3 separate regions of the Mus musculus genome follow, and all the other regions are linked to region 1. The links are chromatin loops, found by intact Hi-C in ENCODE. Cell type or tissue: left cerebral cortex. All regions are shown on one strand. Each heading gives the region's core, and the rest is flanking DNA. Links, peaks and the distances in the headings are about the cores only.

Region 1 (5,389 bases), core at 1,737-4,236:
AATCCTGAATTTCTGGCTTCAGGATCTGTCAATTACCTCTGCCTCTCCTGAATACTGTTAGTATCTGTCTCCATCTTTGCACCTAACTTGTGACATCTTTCCTGCTAGACTGTCAGCTCCCAGAAATCAACGACTGTATCTTCATCTTTCTCTTATGCGCATGATGGCAGGAGTTGGAAAAATATACTTACTAAGTGGCATAGTAGTTAATTGATCTGTAATACAAAAGGGAAGAGAAAGAATTCATTTTATAAGATGGATTCTGAGGTTACGTCTAAAGAGATGCTGAGGGAACCAGACCTGTAATCAGCAAACTGAATTTGATCTAGAATTCTGATTGTTAATTATTTTGAAATGATGTTTAAAATGCTGACACATAGATAAGCATTAAATCTTCTGAAATTAGTCTTTGGAGGTATAAACTGACATGCAAATAGGTTTTGGGGGGGGGGCTGTGGACCTAACTCAGTCGGTGAAGCGTTTGCCACATAAGCAGCAGGACCATAGTTTAACTCCCAGCAGCTATGTAAAAAGGGAGGAAGAGGGGGAGGAGGAGGGGAGGGAGAGGAGGAGGGAAAAGAGGTGGAGGAGGAGTGGAGGGGGGAGAAAAGCATAATAGAGCCCATTTGCTTTAGAGGAAGAGAGGCAGATCTTTGGAATTTGCTGGTTCACCAACTTGGCCTAATTGGCCAGCCCCAGGTTCCAGTGAGAGATTCTATACAAAAACCAAGATGGAAGTTTTATATTGTATGCACAATTTAATGAGTTTGAAGATAAGTTGAGATCCATCGACTTCAGTGGCTCTCCACCTTCCCAGTGCTGTGGCCTTTTCATATGATTCCCCGGGTTGCAGGGAACCTCAACCATGGAATTATATTCACTGTTATATCATAACTATAATTTGGCTACTGCTATAAATTGTAATGTAAATATCTGATGTATAGAATATCTGATGTGAAACTGCTATCAAACAGTCATTTGAACCCCAAAGGGTTCCCGACCCACAGGTTGAGAACCACTGGTCTAAGTCGTTTACTAACTCTTGGTTAATGCAGCTATAGTAAGGTGTATATAACTAAAGTTTGTAAGTGCCAAGATATGATAGGCACCCAAGTAAAAATTTAGGGCATCTCTATCCAAGAGTTCCTCTGGTTCCTTTCTGGCTGACTTTATCCACTACTTCCAAGCCTTGGAAATCACTGATCCTCTTTTGGATATGTGGATTTGCAGTTTCCAAGAACTTACATAAATAGAACAATAACAGTTTGTGGCTTTTCCACAAACTGTATTGTTCTAATTTCCCTTGAATTAGTACAATGTCTTTCTCAAATGGTTTCTTTTCCGTCTTTCTTCAGTCCACCAGGAGTATGTCCCGTCCCACCCCCTAGTCAACTTCTCATCTTCTCTCACAAATAGACCTTGGGATATTACCAGCTTTATAATTTTAGCATGAAAATAGGTTTACTGTGTCTGTGTACAGATGTCAATGAAACACAATTGTGCCTGTTGGTAGAATCCTTACCATTTGGACAGTGCATTTCTCCAAACTTATGATTAATGGTTTCATGATCTGTATACAGCTTCTGGAATCTTCATCATCAAATTCTCTGTAATTGCCCATTTGCAGCCATTTCAAAGGCGATGTGTATTTTGATGCTCTTGAATGTTAGACACACAGGAGACACTAAGAGCTAAGTTGTGTACTTTTAGTTTGAAGGGAAGTAAAGAAGGAAGGGAGGGAGGAGGAGACGCCATTTCTACCTACCCCATGCTATGTCTTTCTTCAGCTACCAATCACCGCCAGGTTCTAACCTTCCTTCCTTCCAAGCTAAGGTCAGCCCTCCTTAAAGCATTCTAACAGGACGTTAGAACTTTAAAGTGAAATTTACTTTAGCAAAGGCTAGAGATGAGGAAGAGCTAAGTAGTTGACAGCAATGTCTACAACAACCAGGAAAAATATTTTAGAAATTAATATTGTTAACTATACTTTTTTAGGAAAAAAAATCACGTGTAAAAATACAAGGTCGATCACTGATTGAGGGCAATCTAAATACTAGAAACAGCCAGTAATCCTGCGCACGGGCCCCTAGAAACAGCCAGTAATCCTGCGCACGGGCCCCAAACAAGGAATATCATCTGAACCATAGCAGTCAGCCTTCCCAGTATAAGGCCGTTTACAGTTGGTGTCCAGTGATAAATATCTACTCATGTTTTCTACACATACATGCCTTCTTGTTTTTAAAATAGACATTTCTGAGTTATGATGTACACTACATTTTATGGTCTAGTTTTTCCTTTTGCCTTTTTTTTTAGAACTATATAAGGAGTAAAGTAAAAAAGATGTCTTAGGAATTATTGACGGGAAGAAGGAGCTAACAAGAGATGCGGACACATGTGAAAGCGGATACAAGCCTCGGTGGTGGGTACCCCTGCTTTCCCATCCTGGCAAGTGGAAGGAGTCTTGGTAGCTCCATCCTGCTGTTCACCTGAGAGCTGTCAATCACGTGCATTCTGAAAGACTTGGAGCTTATGAGTTGTCAACACAGTTCTTAGGTGAGAAGTCAGGCCTCATCAGAGGGAGAGCACTAAACAAATGCCCCAAGAGACTGAAAACCAGAGCGTTGCTGACTGTCCTTCTCTTGAGAACTCGTTCCGTGTAATCTTCAGTTCACACTCGGTAAACATTGCAATCTGTGGAACATGGTTGGCAATCTTAACATCTATGGTGAGTTTTCCAGGTTGGGTACTGTTTGATGCTTCCTGAGTCAAGTTTTCCTCCTCCCTGTAATCTACACAAAGCAAATTATTTGTCAATGAGGAGTCCCTCCACGCCCCCCCCCCCACCACCACATGAGCAACTGTCTAATACTGAAACTGCTGACAGCCTTGCAAGCTATTTCAGTCCTGGAAGCTGGGACTGCACACGTGGAACTGCATTATAGAGCTGTCTCTGGGCGACACAGTTGAGCTTCATTGGCCTGGGCAGTGCAGGAGTCCCAATTGACTCGTCATTAGGGCTCTTGCAGGGATTCTCGCTGCGTTCCCTGGCTGCTATTACCCCTGTTTGTATGTGAAAGAAAGATGTGACTGACCCACAGAGGCGAGAACAAGAGTTTTACTTATTAAAAAAAAACAAACAATTTCTTCCAGTCAAATAAATAATCTTTCAGACTTAACATCATCGGTCTCTCAGATCGCTAACTGCTCATTATTGTCCTTTTCCAAGTAAACAGCTTTGTTTCATTCTGAGAGTCATTTCATTTAAAATTCAGTGCACAAGGGGGTCCATTTTGTTCTGTGTTTATCTTTCTCCAGACAGAGTGACATCTAGAGAATACAATGCTCTGAGCCCTCTTTAGGAAGCAGCATGGTTGAGACTGGAAAACCTAATGGATACTTTCAGGCAACTGGGGACCAAAATGACTGCATACATTAATGCTACCTGTGGCCATTCTTGTTGGGACTCTCTAAACTAGTTTAGTAAGATTTAACATGTTTTAGAAACACAGCAATGGAAGACCAGCTAGTGGTCTGAATCAGCACACCACGGACAACGCCACATACGCATTCTTAGCGGGAGTCTCCAGTAAGAATTTGTGATCCTGTCATTGGTTTAGACACAAGAACAAGCAAGACTATTTTTTTCCCTCTGTGATCACTATGTAAAATGTTTATCTCTGGAAAGGATCTCTTCTATGATTACCACATAAAACTTCCAGTCTTCAGGCCATGTAGTCACATGCTGCTAATGGAATATTAATCATGCTAATTACTAGTGCTTTCCTGGGCGGTGATGCACTAAACACTTAATGTTGCTGCTGCCCTAAAGTGGTCCACGTACACATCTGTACACAATGTGTGATTTAACTGAGCAGAGAGAAGGTGAAGCATACAGTTAGGTAGGGGTATTTAAAGTAATGCATTATTTTGAAAGTACCTTTTGCATTTATATGATTAATATTTGAGCAAAATTGCTTCCTAATGCCTAAAATAGATCAAACATTCCTATCCCAAATATATATATGTGTGTGTGTATACACACACACACACACACACACACACACATGTATATGCACAATTAACCTTACATATGTATTTAATTCACATACTGATACTAAAATAAAACTCTATTTAAAAGAATAACTTCTGGCATCTTGTGAGTACCACTTAGGCCCCAACTTGAGCATCTCTGTCTGGAAATTAGATCACTGTGGAGCCTCTTTGATGTAGCTGGAAATGGAAAACCACTTTCAAAAGCTTCAAAATAAAAGAAAAACATATCAGACCAAAGGCTCTGAAAGTGCAGGTCTGAGGAGCCATTTCTTAGAAAGCACTCGAGTTTGGCCCAGAAGTGGGAAGCAGGGAAAACCTTGGGGGGGGGAGAGGGAGGGAGGGCATGAGAGTCAGGCCAACAAAGGACAGGCACGAGGGCGCTGAACAGAAGTCCATCAAGGCTGTGTACTGAGGTAGCTTTGGTGCCAGCAAGGGAAACACTCACACACAAGCCCAGAGCCTCGTTCTGTTTTCTGAAGAACTGTTAGTGCCTCGATCTATTCATGCAAAAATTCCTAATCCAAACCTTTAGTTTATAGTCCTCATGTAGAAAAAGATGAGCACACACGACTCTGATCCTATAGCAGGCCACCATTCCTCAGCTGTGTCCCAGAGTGCTGGTGACACACTCCTAAGTGCACCGCCAGGGTGCCCTTTTCTGTCACCTGATACCACACTTTGAAGGATAAAAACAAAATTCCAGCACCTCAGGGCCCACCCAGGACATTTACATGATAAAAAGAAATGACTTAATATAATGAATCCCACTTTTTATTTTTAATATAGAGTTGTCTTTCAAAAACTACACAAAACCTCTAGAGACAGATAAGTAGACATGAGACACACTTCATGGAAATCGTTGCTTGTGATTCTAAATTCTTAGATTAGTTAGTTATTCATGGATAATTCAGAGTACTTAGTGTGTTCACACACAGAGAGAATATATTACACACTTATTCTAAATACGTGTAAAATACTGTGAGCTAGGTGTGGGCAGCAGGATAAGAGGGGGAAACGCACAGAATTATTCAGTTTCCCTAGCTGATTATAGGATGCTATGGGGGAATTGAACTGAGGTCGGGGGGTATAGAAGTTGAGATTCACTCCTCTTTTCGAAAACATTAAGTGTCACTTGTAGTGTCACTTGTAAATACAAGGGCAAAGGAACGGGGGGGGGGGGTTGAGAAGGGCCTGAGATAAGAGAGAGGGGAAACCCTCAAACAACTCTTCCTAGGAGACTCTGGAAAGGCTGAGGCGGAGCCTGGTCTGGGGGGCTGCCTAGCAATGGGAAGCAGGCAGGCCCTGGTGGGAGGACCCAAGATCTGCACTTGAGGAG
Region 2 (5,389 bases), core at 1,499-3,998, 130 kb after region 1:
ACATGCTGAGGCATGTGGGTACACACACTCGCGCACACACACACACACACACACACACACACACACACACACATGCATGCACGCACTCACTCACACTCACAATAAATTAAAGGGTTTTTTCCTGTCTATAAGAAGTCAAATTAAGATGCACCTGATAATTGTGTTGGACTCATGAGTAAATAAATATTCAATATGAGTTAAAAGTTACAGGGAAATGAAAACTCTCTCTTCCACAGCACCATATCCACCTCGAAACATCTCTGTTCGCTTTGTCAACTTGAACAAGAACAACTGGGAGGAGCCGAGCGGGAGCTTCCCCGAGGACTCGTTCATCAAACCACCGCAAGATTCAATAGGAAGAGACAGACGCTTCCATTTCCCCGAAGAAACTCCGGAGACTCCCCCCAGCAATGTGTCCTCCGGTTCTCCCCCCAGCAATGTGTCCTCCGCTTGGCCTGACCCGAATAGCACAGACTATGAAAGCACATCACAGCCCTTCTGGTGGGACAGTGCATCCGCGGCCCCTGAAAACGAGGAGGACTTTGTCAGTGCGCTGCCAGCAGACTATGACACTGAGACCACACTCGATAGGACAGAGAAGCCCACAGCCGACCCTTTCTCTGCCTTCCCTGTGCAGATGACTCTGAGCTGGTTACCACCCAAACCGCCCACAGCCTTTGATGGCTTCAATATCCTCATAGAGAGGGAAGGTGAGGCCTTGGGAGTTGGGAGGAGCAACATGGAACTGGGGAGCACGGGGAAGGAGGGGCGGACCTGAACTCAGGGAGGAAGATTGACAGACACTCTCAAAGGGAGACTTTAATTGACTGCTTGGTGTTGCCTGAGAGAGCAGAAAACCGAAATACATGGATTAGATCAGAATCTTCAAATTTGGATGATTTGTAAGTTGCAGTCATTGCAAGTTTTACACATTTCTCTACCCAGCATTTTCCATACCCCAGGCCTCTAAAGGGGAGCCTTATATTTAGAAATATTTAACTAAAGAGTAGGGCCATCAAAACACATTACAGAATATCCTTAAGGAATGCTGTTTGTTTATATGCAAAATCGAGGAGCATTCGAGGGAAAGTCTTTCTACAAAGTGACTCCTTCTAGATGTGTGAATTCCTTAGCTAGCTTGATGCCATCCGATTTACCCTGAGAAATTGATAGTAAGTGGAAAATATGCAGAAGACAGTATTCACAATATAGTTTTGATTCACTTAACTATCATTGGAAATTATATGTGTGTGTGTATGTGCATATATATATGAGAATATATTTGTGTCTGTCAGTGTGTGTGTGTGTGTGTGTGTGTGTGTGTGTGTGTGTGTGTGTGCTGTTTTTGAGACAGGGTCTGATGTAGCTTAGGCTCTCGAATTTGACAGGTATCTGAGGATGACCCTGAACTTGTGACATACCTTTACCTCCAAGTGCTGAGAGTATAGGTGATTGCCAATATGCCTCCCAAGTTCTCTATCATTATATATTACATTATGTTATATATTATATTTATTTATTATAGTCTATACATTTGTGAAAAGACAGACATAGCACAGCTCCATTGTTGATCACCAAGCTTTTCTTGTTGTTTCTTGTTTGCTGGGACTTGACAAGGGCTACATCATTTCTATTCTCCTGTCTCATATTAGGATGACAAAGGTTGTCAAGTCATCAAGTCTGAAATTAGAAAGGCTGCCTTAATTTCATGGTGTGCAATTAGAATCATGTCAGCTTACTGTGGAAGAGAGTTAACTCCTATTTAGTGAAATGAGACAAAATATTTCTTTATTCTCTACTTCTAGATAATAATAATCAGCTACACTCTAAAACTGCACAAAATCGAAATTGTCGTTTTAGGTATTTAAGTCAAAAGTCGTCATTTGGCTGAGTTGTCTGTTTTGTTTTGTTTTGTTTTGTTTTATTGATCATTTTATTCGCTCCTTTAATCTTTTCCAGTTCCTCAGGTTACTCTCTAGAACAAAATATCTTGTAACTCAGAACACTTTTTAACTGCCTATTTTCAAGAAAGTTCAATTAAATCGTGCATTTTTTTTCTGAGTATACAGTGCTCCTTTGAAGTCAAGCAATAACAGATTCAAATGAAATACTATGTATCAGGAGACAGATGCAGAATAATATCACCTTTAATGGTGCTTGGGCAAATAGATGAAGAAAAATAAAACCAAGACACCTTATAAACTAGAAGTAAGCCAATATTAAAAAAATAATAATAATTTAGTGTTACAAGGAACTTGTGAGGTATTTAATGAGTGCTATTTCTTCTCTTCCAGGGAGGGCGGTGGATGCTGCCCTCGCCTAACAGTCTCTTGTGTACATGATTCAGTGAGGTGGGTGTGGGCAGCGTACCAGGCCTCCATGTGATGGAGTTGAACACTATATTTCAGGTCTGATATTCTAGTTTTATAAGTACAATATGAGTTTGAGTTGCATTTCCTTGTTTATAGCGCCTTTGCCGTAAAGGTTAAGGTTGAACTTGGAATGTAAGAAAGGAGGACAATCATAGATACACATTTTACAAACCTCATCAGTTTGCCCTCCCTGGGCCCTTCCGGGCGTCAATCCAAGTATGTTCTCGTTTTAATTTTTTGCCTTTTGCCTTTGATCCAGAGAACTTTACTGACTATTTGACAGTGGATGAAGAAGCCCATGAATTCGTTGCAGAACTGAAGGAGCCTGGGAAATACAAACTCTCAGTGACAACCTTTAGCTCCTCGGGGGCCTGTGAGACTCGGAAAAGCCAGTCAGCAAAATCGCTCAGCTTCTACATCAGTGAGTAGCCAAGGGATGGTCGTGCGCTTACAGGAGCTAGAACAGTGAACCTGCTGAGGTTGGGCCTGCACTTCGGGAGCTCCAACAGGAAACTGTGAGATTAATGAGGCTTGGTTGTCAATTATTCAGCAGTCCCCACGGATCCTGGGGATTCCTCAAGGTCAGGGGAGGCCATTATGCCTGAGAGGAGATGCATATATGTTCCGGGAAGCAAATCTGCTCTGAAAGTTAACCAGCGGATTTTTTTCCCCACTGTTGTGATAACCGAATGTTTATTAAACTGACCTTCCACGCCAGGCATAACCATGGCTCTGAGGACGCGCACACACACAGCTGGGGAAATAGGATTTTTGTTTGAGGCTGCAATAAAATTCAGCATTATGGGATTATGTGGGGGGAAAATCTTATTAGAGTATTGAACTTGCAGAGGGCTCAAAGATTTCAAGCAGACTCGAGCCTGCAGGGTGTCTGGGCAGTCATCAGGAGAAGGTAGAGTGTCCTCAAGTTCCCAGAACTGAGTTTGGGGGAGGCTTCTAGCTTCTCTGAGAGCTTTCACAGTACAACTAAAGTGTGGTTTGCAGAGCAGCATGTAGAATGTGTATCTATTTCCTCTTTAGATAAGCTATGATTATTTGAAGTCCTCAGGTTAAAAAAAATGGTTCCTTAGCTTATCAGACATTAAGTGTGCCTTTAGATTAACACAAAGAAAAGTCACAGATTAAAGATACCTGTCCAAAAACAATAATCTGTATAATATGTCTCCTCCTTCCTAAGGGGCAAATAATACCTTACTTCAAATAACCCTCAAAAAGTAGGTAGGCAGAGACAGGAGATCAGTTCACTTAGCAGCTTAAATACATTAAAAATATGCCCACGTAATGTATACCTTTTGTAAAAGTAACTTTTAGTTTCCTGTTCTAATTGTTGTCTTTGAGGCTTACTGCCTCCATCTGCTAACCTAGGCCTAGTTCTGGAAGCTTCTAGCCTCTGTCCAATCTTATTTAGGCCTAGAATGTTTTCAGCCTCTGAGGCTTGCTACTGAATAAGTTCACTCCCTCCTAGTCCTTCCTGAGCTCTAGCTAGCTGGTTCAACCCAGCTATTCTGGCCCAAACTCCTCTCCAAGATGACTGATTCAATCTGGCTTCTCTCTCTGCCTCTGACTGAATTGATCTGCTTGGCCTCTAACTAACCCTGGCAATCTGCTTTAACCTTCTGTCTCCTCATTCTGCAGCACCTTCTGTCTTCACCTGTGTCTAGTTTGTTCTCTCTCTCTCTCTCTCTCTCTCTCTCTCTCTCTCTCTCTCTCTCCAACCTGTCTCTGTAAAACTCTCCTGTAAAACTACCTCTTTCCTCTTTTTTTCTCTGCACTGCCCCTCAGTACCTTCTTCCCTTTCCTCTCTCTTCTTGTGAAACTTGGGCACATCCCATTCTGTCAAATCTTTCTCTGGTTCATCACTTTGTCTGCCACTCAATTAGACATCACATTCAAACATGGCTTCTTCCTTCTGCCAACTAGCTTTACTCTCGTTGTTTGGGATTAAAGGTGTATGCTAAGGGCTGATCCACACCGCAACTAGAAACAGTTTTGTTTTATTTTGTTTTGTTTCAGTTTCAGTAAATAACACAATCTCTGGGCTCACAGTGTGATAAAATGTTCTGCAACAGATTCTTCTTCCATGAAAAGCTCTGAGTTATAGGAAGTGAATCTGTTACTCTCATGTGTGTTAAGGCCAAGACTTGAATTTAAGGTTGTTCGAGGCCATATCATAACGATAACAGTGTTGGTCAGCTAAGCTACCAAATCCAAACACTCACAGTCTCCATGACATTGGGTGGGGTAACTGAGTCTCTGGGCTTCAATCTCCTTATTAAGTTAAAGCATTAAATCTCTTACTTTGTGTTTATTTTATTTTTCTTATCTATGCATGTATTTAGTCTTGAACCAGGGTTTCATGTAGCTAACTCAGGCTAACCTTAAATACACAGTGTAGCTGAAGAGGATCTTGAATCTTGAAGATAAGGATCACCTTACCTTCACCTGCCAAGTGCTGGGATTACAGCTCTGCACCACCATTCAGGTTATGGGATGCTGGGTATCAAATGCAGGGCTTTGTACATTCTAGACAAACATTCAAACAATCGAATTACATCCCTAGCCCACCAAGGCTCCTTTTGCTTCTAACGTTCCAAATGGTCCATTCACACACATGGTAGAACTTCAGAAGCAATGAATTACTTGCAGGAAGCTACACTTCTGATATGGGAAAACAAGAACCTCTGGCTAAATTTCAAGCCAAAACTTTTCAAAGGTCCACAGTGCTCCATCCAGGGAGCCATATACAAGGTTAAGATCATGGAGTTTTAAAATCCATTGTGTGAGAATTTCATGCATGTGTATAAAATGTTTTGTTCAAATCCAACTCCTAACCCCCAAAGCAGGGATTCTTAAAAATCATACTTCACATTTGTAAATCATAAATTTCCTCATCCTACCTGCCTGAATTTCTTAATTTAAACTTGAGATTTAAGACTAGTACTTTTCTCATAGACTTGTGATAAGAGCAGACTAAAGTATATAAGTACTTGAGATAGAGC
Region 3 (5,389 bases), core at 1,499-3,998, 110 kb after region 1:
AAGAGGACTGTATTTGAGAATTATTCTCCTCCTATACTTCCCCTTTAATAGCAGTGGTCCTTGTCCTGGGCCTCGTGCCTCCTTGGCTTACTGACCACGGGATTCTACTTACCCCAATCCAAGCTGCACACTCGAACTCAGCCCCTCATTCGAATAGAGGGCTGCTCGTGACTCCCCATGCACAGAGCACTAACACCCGTGAGGACCTCCTTGGCATCTAAGCATGGTAAGCCAGGTCCTGCCTCCTCCAAGAAGGTTGGTGTACTCACTCTGTCCCCAGGATACCCTGGAATACTCAGCACCACGCTCTACCTGGCTCATCCATCTCGACTCTTCAGTTCACTTCGGCTCGTGAAGCATCCTTTCTATCACGGCACCTGGTCCTTATAACACTTGCTGACTATGGCAATCAGTCACCATTTCTGTGGGATTCCTTTCTGTGTGGCAGGATTTTGTTTTGGTCTCACAAATATGCTCCTGTATTGATCATGAGGAAATAATGTGAAATTGCTGCTTGAATTTGTATTTGAAGTACTTCCTAGTCATTGATTAAATAATAATAATAATAATAATAGATAAATAGGGATATATCATGTACTTAACATATGCCAACTGTTGTTGTTGTTATTCATTTCTCATTTTCACTGCAGCAGTCAGTTTGGACTTAAACAATAATTACCTGATAAGTAAAAATCTCTCACACATTGAGTGCTAAATGGATTACACCCAAGACCCATTAATCAACTAAGCTAATGCATCATGTAAATAGCATTTCAGATCCCAAACAAAAGAATCGCCCCGTTAAGCACTAAGTATACGTAATTATTCCTATTACCTATCACAAATTATGTACAACCATGTTTGAAAAATATGTTATTATAAAATATTAGTAAATTAGTTGAGCAAGTAGTCTATGATTTGCTTCCTAAAAGCTTAAGCTAATAGAAAAATCTTAGGAGAAGTGACCGAAGAAAACAGATCCCGATAGTGTCTAAAAGGATACCGGATGCGTATTCCTTAAAGCTTAAAAATGACTCATGAGCTCAGCTTTATTCATTCATAACTCTGCAGACTTATTAAACAAAGGCCATCCACCATCTGACTCCCCACACATAGACCAGTCAAGTGAACATGGATGATTGTATGTCTCATAGTTTCCATAGCAACTGATGATTTATTAATGAGTTAATCTGTGTGTTGCTATGAAGGTATAATTCCCTGAAAGTCAGAAACAAATTGTAGCCTAGGTACGGAGAAGATGGGGAGAATGATGGCTGGAAAGGAGACAAGTGAGATGTACCCACTGCTCAGCTTGAGTTGTATCTGCCCAATAGTGAGAGAGAGAGATGAAGTAATTTGTAATACAAGTAAAGAATAGCGAAGCAGGCGTAAGATATCAGGGTTCAGTTTTCATTGATCATCTACCCTTATTCTTAATTTGTAGCTTTTCTCTCACGTCCCACTTACCCTTTGTACTTCATTTCCTCCTCTCTTGGGTCCCATCCTGCTCTATATTCCTTTCCATTTCCCTGTCTTATTGTCTCCCTTACTTGGGCCAGAATTTCTTTTTTTTCCCCACCTCTATCTCTAGTGATCAGGGCTTCACCTTAGCAAAATAGAAATAGAGATCTGCCTATCAGATCTGAGACATGGGGATAAGCTGTCGGCACAGTAAGGATCTGTAGGTAAGGGTTCAGTGAATCTACTGAGATAGACATACTTTGCAAACATTTATAAAAGTCCAAAGAACAAAGCAATGTGTTAGACAACAAGATGGTTTTTATACCTATGAGGCTAAAATCTACCAGGAAGCTTAGAGAACAGACACAGAGCTGACAGGAGAAAAGGCCTAAAGAGAGGAAATGGGAGACGTAGAAAGAGGGAACAGAGAGCCAGTGCTTAGGAAAGGAAAACTCAGCATTGATGTTTCAAGCTGATTTTCAGGGTGTTCGAGATAGGAAAGGCACGTCTCAGAAGATCCACCGTGTGGGCATTGGCTTCAGATGATGACGCTTTCGCCCTCAGCTGTCTGTGAATAGTGTTCATGCTATGACTTTATTATGAATGAATGAAATGCCATAAATGGAAATGTCCTACCCTAAACGATATAGATTGTTGTACACTGGCCTAGTACTTGTGTCCAGACACCAAGAGCAACTGTCTTTATAAACAAGGATATGTGTAAAAGAGGCTAGGACATTTCTGAGTAATACTACACACTAGTTCACCACTGCCATGAAACTCACTAATGTTATCTACTGGGTTATTAATTAACTACTTTCAAAAATATTAACTACTTAATATTAAACACTTATTAAGTATTAAATATTACTTATTAAATACTAATTAAATATTACTAGAATAACTATTTTGCTTTCAAAAATAATGCAAAATTTCTTTTTTTTTTTACACTTTTTAAATGATATGATAATGAAAACAGGAAAATACTGGACAGTGAAATGGCAGCTAACAAGGTCAATGTGTCACGGAAACGTCATGACATGTCCCAACACCCAGTGTGAGAGGCTTCTTTATGCACATGTGCAACTTTCTGAAGAATGGAGCCTTTCACTGAGCACAGTAGGCGGCCGACTGTCTTTCTACAGCTGTTCTCAAAGACAAGGGTATTTTTGAGCTTCATTTACAAAACATAAATATCATATTGTTGTTTCCATCTTCTTCTGAGTCTAAATAGCAGGAGTGAATAACTGAGCACCCAACTCATGCACTGGTGCCCGGTTATCTCCGAGAAATAAAGATCAACGAGACAAATGCCCCAGTTTTGCTCTCCCTCCGACAGAGAACCTGACATGCTTCCTCCTTATGAATCGCTTTGAGATGCTTTAAATATGCGTTTGAAGGTCGAGAGATCCAGGGGCAAAGGAGAAAGGACATGGGAAATGACTTGTGCTTCTTGAGTAAGGACAGTCAGTCTGTTACCAGAGTTGAAAAGTTCAGCATCTAGAGGGATCTGTCCCAAGAGGTCTTGATACGGATTGTAAGATCACAAGACACCGATTTCGCAGTGCGAAACATCCACAGTGAGGGAAGGGAAACTTTACCCTGAAGGGACACCTAAGTAGGACTGCAGAAGCAGAGAATGCTTGAGGCAGGAGGATGCTGCTGAGTTTTAGTTGTCGGCTGAGTTCTTTAAAATTGTGATGGAACAGTTTTGGTAGAGACACTAGGATGGCAAACGGTGAAGGGTTCTGAGTGACAGCCTAAAACAGCTAGCTCAGCTTAGCACTCGGGAAGAAGTGCAAGTCTTTCTTTCTCCTTTCTGTCTGCCTTTCACGGCCAGAGTTGTGATTGGTTGGACACTTAGGACAGACCCAGCTATGCCACATAGTTTCCAACCTTCGTGCCATATAGCTGTCTCCATCTGTCTTCATTACTATGACAAAGACATCTGTGGCTGGTTCAGATACAAAGGAATGGAGTGTAGTTCCATGTTCAGATGGAAAGAAGCATCTAATAAGAGTCTCATGCTGTTCTATAATATTGCATTTTTAAAAAGCCAATGCGGATGGCAGTATGAGAGAGGGGGAGGGGAGGCAGCCTCACTCCAGAGCCACAGTTCTCAACCCGCAGGTCATGACCCCGTTGGTGGTAAGACCACCCTTTCTTAGGGGTCACATATCAGATCTCCCGTGAATCAGATGTTTATATTACAACTCACACCAGTAGCAGAGTTACAGTTATGAAAGTAGCAATGGAGATGATTTTATGGTTGGTGGTCACCGCAACTTGAGGAACTGTGCTAAAAGGGCACAGCATTAGGAAGGGTGAGAACCACTGCTCTACAGCAAGGTGCTCTTAAAAGTCACAGGAGAGGGCGTGCCTACGCCTTTGAGGAAAAGCCAAGACCTCTCGCTAAGCATCCGAAGCCACGCCCCAAGCTGCCACAGTGCCAATCACTGGAGTTTCAGGACAGCTTCCATTCAAACCATGGCTTGAGTCGTTGTGAAAAGAAGCATTGACCTTGCCCTCTAAACTAGGAAGTCTGGAGTGTAGTTCATTTATCTGTGTTCTAGAGAGCAAATGACATCGTAATTAAAACACTGTTATTTTCCTGCATAGTCCTGTTGTTCTTATATATACCGCCTTACCAAGAGACTATTATTTTACATGTTATTCTTCATAATCAGTAAGCAGTCTTTTGAAATTGTGTTTCTTTGCGTGGCGGGGTATTTATGGGGGAGTGGTATATGCACGTGAATTCAGGTGACTGTAGGGGCCAGAGGAAGGCATCAGATCTGTGCGAGCCGAAGGTGGAGGAGGTTGTGAGCAGCCTGATGTGGGTGCTGGGAATCAAACTCCTCTGCAAGAGCAGCATGTGGTTTCTTAACAGCTGGGCTGTCTCTCCAGCCACCAACTTGGCATTTTAAAGAGGAGAGAAGAGCTGGGCCTGATGGCGTATGCCTTTAGTCCCAGCAATCAGGAGGCAGCGGCAGGTGGATCACTGTGAGTTGAAGGCTTGCTTAGTTCAAGGCCTGCTTGGTCTACAAAGAAAGTTCCAGACAGCCAGTGATATACAGAGAAATCCTATCTTGGAGAGAAGGGGTGTGAGGAAGAGAGACAGAGACAGAGAGAGAGACTCAGAGAGACAGAGAGTAGATTAAGACTAGTTCCAAGGCCGGGCCCTGTTAGCATAGTCAAAAGCCAGAGACTAGGGAGGTCACAGACCATGTAGGGAACCTACTATTTCTTCTAAATGTTAGGATCGGACCTCTCTTCTGAATTGAAGTGCACACATTTGACTCCTTACCTAGCACCTGCATTTGGATGTGCATTAAGCCGTACCAAAGTAACACTATGGGTCATCCTCTTTCTTCCCTCACCGTATCTGCCTGCACAGCCTGCTGGTTATGACAGTGAAGTGAGTGTGTATCTGCGTGTGTCTGTGTGTGTGCGCGCACACGTGCATGCACACGCACCAGTCAACTCACTGGGCTTAGCGGACTATGCCTTCTTAGTCTTTCTCAGACCCCAATTGCCATCATCTTTCCTAAATCACTTCATCATCCCCACCCCCCGTCTCTGCCTATTGTCATCCAGGCGTTCATGCTGTAGTCAGAAATGTTTCCCTTCTCATGGACAGTTCAAGAAAGTGGGCTTCAAATCCAGTCCACTCTGATACAATTTCAAACCCCTCCCCCGTAAGAATTTTAGTAACTTAGTGGCCACCCTCATTCGCGCTGACTCCTCTCCCTTCCGGTGCCAGCTTCCTCTCAGGCCGTTTCTATGCCCTACCATGCTAGTGTGAAGGAGGACAGCCTTCTTAGTGGATCCTGAAGCTTCCGGATCACACCCAGGATCTGGGAGTCCCACAGACTGGGAGCCCAGGAGAGAGAAACACGCACTGATTAAAACGCCATCTTCAAACACA

What was found. Hi-C counts contacts between places; a loop is a spot of excess contacts. Peaks named below come from ENCODE experiments on the same cell type or tissue, not always from the same donor. Only the 100,000 strongest peaks of a DNase experiment are listed, where the experiment ranks them.
Region 2: it touches region 1 in a loop (2.5-fold over the local background); 2 of 42 quality-filtered maps call a loop at or near these places.
Region 3: a loop joins it to region 1, with 2.0 times the contacts of the local background. A loop is called at or near these places in 5 of 42 quality-filtered maps.

The regions. Positions count from the first base shown.
Region 1 is chr6:137,246,906-137,252,294 of GRCm38, forward strand. No RefSeq gene overlaps it. Among named protein-coding and RNA genes, the nearest start is that of Ptpro, 2.7 kb to the right of the region's middle. In left cerebral cortex, for the core only: no CTCF peak of the experiment used is centred there; a DNase peak (open chromatin) is centred at 2,974.
Region 2 is chr6:137,379,938-137,385,326 of GRCm38, forward strand. Ptpro (protein tyrosine phosphatase, receptor type, O) reads left to right here. Exons shown (of 27, transcript NM_011216.3): 5 at 237-710; 6 at 2,632-2,793. Among named protein-coding and RNA genes, the nearest start is that of Gm52924, 110 kb to the left of the region's middle. In left cerebral cortex, for the core only: no CTCF peak of the experiment used is centred there; no DNase peak of the experiment used is centred there.
Region 3 is chr6:137,354,910-137,360,298 of GRCm38, forward strand. The region is part of intron 1 of Ptpro (protein tyrosine phosphatase, receptor type, O); the gene reads left to right. Among named protein-coding and RNA genes, the nearest start is that of Gm52924, 83 kb to the left of the region's middle. In left cerebral cortex, for the core only: no CTCF peak of the experiment used is centred there; DNase peaks (open chromatin) are centred at 2,612 and 3,884.